2 separate regions of the Homo sapiens genome follow, and region 1 is linked to region 2. Evidence: read pairs that join two places in POLR2A ChIA-PET (ENCODE). Cell type or tissue: B cell. All regions are shown on one strand. Links, peaks and the distances in the headings refer to the core of each region. The heading gives the core; the rest is flanking DNA.

The links. ChIA-PET counts read pairs that join two places held together with the same protein. Peaks named below come from ENCODE experiments on the same cell type or tissue, not always from the same donor. Only the 100,000 strongest peaks of a DNase experiment are listed, where the experiment ranks them.
Region 1: POLR2A ChIA-PET joins it to region 2 with 12 read pairs; 2 of 35 experiments call an interaction of 5 or more read pairs at or near these places.

The regions. Positions count from the first base shown.
Region 1 is chr2:25,701,320-25,704,233 of GRCh38, forward strand. No RefSeq gene overlaps it. Among named protein-coding and RNA genes, the nearest start is that of DTNB, 29 kb to the left of the region's middle. In B cell, for the core only: no CTCF peak of the experiment used is centred there; no DNase peak of the experiment used is centred there.
Region 2 is chr2:27,145,641-27,148,554 of GRCh38, forward strand. No RefSeq gene overlaps it. Among named protein-coding and RNA genes, the nearest start is that of TCF23, 1.9 kb to the right of the region's middle. In B cell, for the core only: no CTCF peak of the experiment used is centred there; no DNase peak of the experiment used is centred there.

The DNA of each region.
Region 1 (2,914 bases), core at 323-2,822, 1.4 Mb before region 2:
TTCCAGGAGTTTGAGACCAGCCTGGGCAACATGGTGAAACGCCATCACCAAACAAAAAAAGCAACTCGCTGGACGTGGTGGCCAGCACCTGTAGTCCCAGCTAGTCGGGAGGCTGAAGTGGGAGGATCACTTGAGCCAGGAGGCAGAGGCTGTAGTGAGCCGAGATCCTGCCACTGCACTTCAGTCTGCGCAACAGAGTGAGACTCTGTCTCAAAAAAAAAAAAAAAAAAAAGCACAGATCTGGAAAGGTGTAATTTTGGAGGTGATCCATGAAGGCCCCAATGCTGTTCCTTAGAAAGGCTGACAAAACAGGAGCTGGAAGTAGACCCAGCAGCTGCCAAACAGGGCCCTCGCTATAGCTCCAGGCCTGGCTGTTTTGGGTTCTCACTGGAGAGCAGCTCTCTCAGAGGCAGAGTGGGCCCAGCTGAGAGGAATTGGCATGCAGAGGTAAGACAAGCACGGGGGCAGCATGGAGGAGGCAGCGCGAGTGCATCCAGCAGGGGCGAGAAGGTCCTCTACAGGACTCAGGGTGTGTGGGGTGGGGGTGGGAAGAGGGGCTTAGAAGATAGAAGAGGAGGCAGATGGGTGACTGTCACCTGGTGGGCTCCCCAGTGGCCCGGCAGAATAATGACGGCTTCTGTGGCAAGGCTGTGTCCCACATTCGAGCAGATGGTATCATGGAGGTCTCTGAGCCGGCAGTTGGGCCCAGCTGGGATTTGGGAGGGCAGAGGGAGTTAAGCAGATCCCCATTTCTTGGGAACTAGGCAGAGTCCACTGGTAGAAACCCAGCTGTAACCTCAGGAGCCGCTTCCAGCCTGAAAATTGTCTTGTTACAAGTCCCTGAGCTAGGTCCCAAGGCAGCGTCTCACACCTGCTTGATCATTGTATCAGGAAAATTGGTGTATTTGTCCTGGCTCCATCCCAGACCTACCCATCCAAGGGCCAGGACTGAGAATCTATACTTTCAGTGCCCCTCCCCAAGGAAGCTCCTACCACATGGAGTTTGAGAATCACAGACTGAAGGCTCACGAACTCCCCCGTGATCAGCAGTAGGGGGATGCCAGGGGCACGTGGCTGCAGCTATGACATAAAGAACTGGGGGAGCAGGAGGTCATCACATGACCCAGGTCAGTCCCCAGCACAGTCCACTCCCCAGTCCCCTCTCAGAAACGCCTGCCACAGCCATGCTCTTCCTGGGTCCCAGTAGAAGTTTCATCATTTGGCGACCAGTGGGCTCTGGCTCTTGTACCCTGGGAGGGCACCATTTGATTCATCCAATACTACAGATGACACAAGCCTCAACATTTTTTTCTTTCCTTGAGTTTTTTTTTTTTTCTTGAGGATGAAGCGTGAGTTGATGTACATAGAACCAGGGTAGGTCTCTGATAAGGCAGGTGAGTGGCTTGTGTGGAGCATCATACTCCAGCCCTCACCTGGCAGTGGGCACCAGCAGCCTGCACTGTGGCACCCTGACCACCCCCCTTTGGAGCACTGTGTTCATTGGCACCCTCTCTACCCTAATGATTTTGCCAGCAAAAACTTAACATGCAACAAGGAAATGGTATGACATCTGTTATACATGCTGACTCAATGAACGAGGCAGTCATTTCTTTAAATGAAGAAATCTTTAAATTTCTTATACAGATTATATAGAAACTTAGGGAAATATTTATAATATTAAATATATATTTTCAACTATATCAGCATGCAGGAAAGGAGTGTAAAAATATATATTTTTCAAGAATAGAAAATATCTACAAATATGACAAAGCAATATGCCAAAAAATAATGTTTGTGAGAATTATGTCAAGTAATCTTTGTTCCTTAAAAACTTTTAGGCTGGTCGTGATGGCTCATGCCTGTAATCCCAGCACTTTGGGAGGCTGAGGCGGGTGGATCACTTGAGGTCAGGAGTTCAAGACCAGCCTGGCCAACATGGTGAAACCTTGTCTCTACTAAAAATACAAAAATTAGCTGGGCATGGTGGCAAGCACCTGTAGTCCAAGCTACTTGGGAAGCTGAGGCAGGAGAATCACTTAACCCCAGGAAGCGGAGGTTGTGGTGAGTTTAGATCCTGCCACCGCACTCCAGCCTGGGTGACAAGAGTGAAACTCCATCTCAAGAAAAAAAAAAAAAAAAAAACGTTAAAAAATGTGTTAGTGTTACACTTATTGATCTTTCTACTGTCTCTTTTCTTCCCTGAATTACAGAATAACCCATACTCAGGACTGAAACCTATAATAACAGAACTGTATATAGTTATAGCCCATTTTATAGCACTTTGCTTTATTGTCCTTCAAAGATATTGCATTGTTGACAAATTGAAGGTTTGTGGTAACCCTGTTAGTCTGGAAAGTCTATTGGTGCCATTTTTCCAACAGCATGGGCTCACTTCATGTCTCTGTGTCACATTTTGGTAATTCTTGCAATATTTCCAACTTTTTCATTATCATTATATCTGTTTTAGTGATCTGTGCTCAGTAATCTTTGATGTTACTATTATAATTGTTTGCAGGTGTCATGAGCATAAAAGCCCACAAAAAACAGGGAACTATAAATGTTGTGTGTGTTCTGACTGCTCCACCAACTGACAGTTCCCCCATCTCTTCCCCGCTCCTTGGGCCTCCCTATTCCCTGACATACAACAATATTGAAATTAGGCCAATTAATAACCCTACAATAGCTTCTAAGTGTTCAAGTGAAATAAGTCACAGGTCTCTCACTTTAAATCAAAAGCTAGAAGTGATTAAGCTTAGCAAGGAAGGCATGGTGAATGCCAAGATAGGCCAAAAGCTAGGTCTCTTGTGCCAAACAGCCAAGTGAAAGCAAAGGAAAAGTTTTATTTATTTTTTATTTTTTATTTTTTGAGACGGAGTCTCACTGTGTCACCAGGCTGGAGTGCAGTGGTGCAATT
Region 2 (2,914 bases), core at 130-2,629:
TATGATCCATTCTGGAGACTCTAACATATGATCCATTCTGGAGAATCTTCCATGTGCAATTTAGAAGAATCTGTAGCATTATGTTGTTGAGTGTTATTTGATGTCTGTTAGGTTTAGTAGGTTTATAGTGTTTCCCAAGTCGTCTATATCCTTATTGATTTTCTGCCTAATTGCTTGAAACTTGTAATTTTGAGGATTGCTTGAGTCAGATTCTATCTCTGTTGCCCAGGGTGGAGTGCAGTGGCGCAATCATAGCTCACTGTAACCTGGAACTCCTGGGCTCAAGTGATCTTCCCCTCTGCCCCAACAGCCTCCTGAGAAGCTAGGATTACAGGCATGCACCACTGCACCTGGCTAATACAATTATCATTTGTGTAAATTTAAAATTTATTCATACAACAATGCACAGGCTTCAGTAACACATACTACATTAGTTATCTATAGCTGCTTCCAAATTACCCCCAAACTTAAGCAGCAATAAACATTTATTATCTTCTATGGCTTCTATAAGTCAGGAATTCTACGGGCAAGAGCAATTTAGCTGGGTGATCTTGGCTCAGGGTCTCTCATGGGTTGCACTCAAACCGACAGCCAGGGCTGCAGTCATCTGGAGGTCCAACTGGAACTGGAGGATCCATTTCTGAGGTGGCTCACTCCCACGGTTGGCAAGTCGTGGTGGCTGTCAGTGAGAGGCCTCAGTTCCTCACAACATGGGCCTCTCCACAGGGCTGCTTGGATATCCTCAAGATAGCAGCTGGCTTCCCCCAGAGTGAGCGATCCAAGAGGGAGCAAGGGGGTAACTGCACTGTTTTTATTTTTTATTTTTTTTTGAGACAGTCTCACTTTGTCGCCCAGGCAGGAGTGCAGTGGCACGATCTCGGCCTACTGCAACCTCTACCTCCTGGGTTCAAGCGACTCCTGCCTCAACCTCCCGAGTATCTGGGACTATAGGCATGCATCACCATACCTGGATAATTTTTGGGGTTTTTTTTGTTGTTGTTTGTTTTTTAAGATGGAGTTTCGCTCTTCTGCCCAGTCTGGAGTGAAGTGGCGTGATCTCAGCTCATTGCAACCTCCGCCCCCGGGTTCAAGCAATTCTTCTGCCTCAGCCTCCCATGTAACTGGGATTATAGGCACCTGCCACCACACCTGGCTAATTTTTGTATTTTTAGTTGAGACAGGGTTTCGCCATGTTGGCCAGGCTAGTTTCGAACTCCTGACCTCAGGTGATCCGCCCACCTCGGCCTCCCAAAGAGCTGGGATTACAGGCGTGAGCCACCGCGCCCGGCCTGATGCACATCTTTTCCATCTCCTTTCTATATGTTCACATAAGCACATAAAACTTTACATTTCTATTTTTTATTTTTTGGTGTATTTTTTTACGTGGCTGGGGTCTTACTATATATATTGATCTACAACTAGCTTTTTTCACAACTGTGTGTTTTGAAGAGTTTTTCATGTCATTTAACAAAGGGCTGTCATTATTTTTATTACTGTACATTATTTCATAGTATGGAGATGCCAAAATTTATTTAACGACTTCCCTACTGATGGACATGCAGGTTGTTTCTACTAACCTACCTACCTTTCTTTCTTTCTTTCTTTGCTTCCTTCCTTCCTTCCTTCCTTCCTTCTTTTTTCAAGACCGTGTCTTGCTCTGTCGCCCAGGCTGGAGTGCAGTGGCACGATCTTGGCTCACTACAAGCTCCACCTCCCAGGTTCACGCCATTGTCCTGCCTCAGCCCCCTGAGTAGCTGGGACCACAGGCACCCACCACCACGCCCGGCTAATTTTTTTGTATTTTTAGTAGAGATGGGGTTTCACCCATCTTAGCCAGGATGGTCTCAGTCTCCTGACCTCGTGATCTGCCCATCTCAGCCTCCCAAAGTGCTGGGATTACAGGTGTGAGCCACTGCACCCGGCCCTTCCTTCCTTCCTTTCCTTTCCTTTTTTTTTTTTTTTTTTTTTTTTTTTTGAGATGGAGTCTCGCTCTGTCGCCCAGGCTGGAGCCCAGGCAATCTCGGCTCACTGCAACCTCTGCCTCCCGGGTTCAAGCAATTCTCCTGCCTCAGCCTCCCGCGTAGCTGGGACTACAGGCACGTGGCACCACACCCAGCTAAATTTTTGTATTTTTAGTAGAGACGGGGTTTCACCAAGTTGGCCAGGATGGTCTCCGTCTCTTGACCTCATGATCTACCTGCCTCTGCCTCCCAAAGTGCTGGGATTACAGGCGTGAGCCACCGCGCCCGGCCTCTTTTTCCCTTTCTCTGTGGTGGGCTGCATATCTTTCTCACTGTACATCCACCTTTTTACTTTCTCCTTACTTATTTGATCTCCCCTGAGGTTCGAGAATGGGGGACAAGGGACATCAGGCTGGATTCTGCTACAGGCAGAGGTCCCTGGAAGACAGCAGGGGCTGCTGTGGCAGATTCGCGATTCCTTCAGCCCGCCTTCTCCTAACTAGCTCTTGGAGGATGTGATGCAACTCAGGAACACCATGGTCCTTGCCTTCAGAGACCTCATGTCTAGCATGGGGACAGACGCGTGAGTAACCCATGGGAGGCAGGCTAGCATCAGGTGAGGGGTAGCCTTCAAAGTCCAACTGACGGCTTGGATTTTCATCCCACCCCACCACTTAACGGATGTTTGACATTGGGCAAGTTATTTCACCTCCCAGTATACCAGTTCCCACACATCTAAACTGAGTCTCTTTTTTTCTTAAAAGGTTGCTCTGAGAAATAAATAAGATGCTTAGCACAGTGCCTGGCACACAGTAATCTATGAATATCGAACTTCTGGGAAAGTAGCCAGGCTGTGATTGTACCAATCAAACAGGGACCCATGGGCTCTGGGCCTGCGGGATTTGAAGTCTTCACGAATGAAAGGCGGAGACCTGAAGGATGGGCAGTACCTC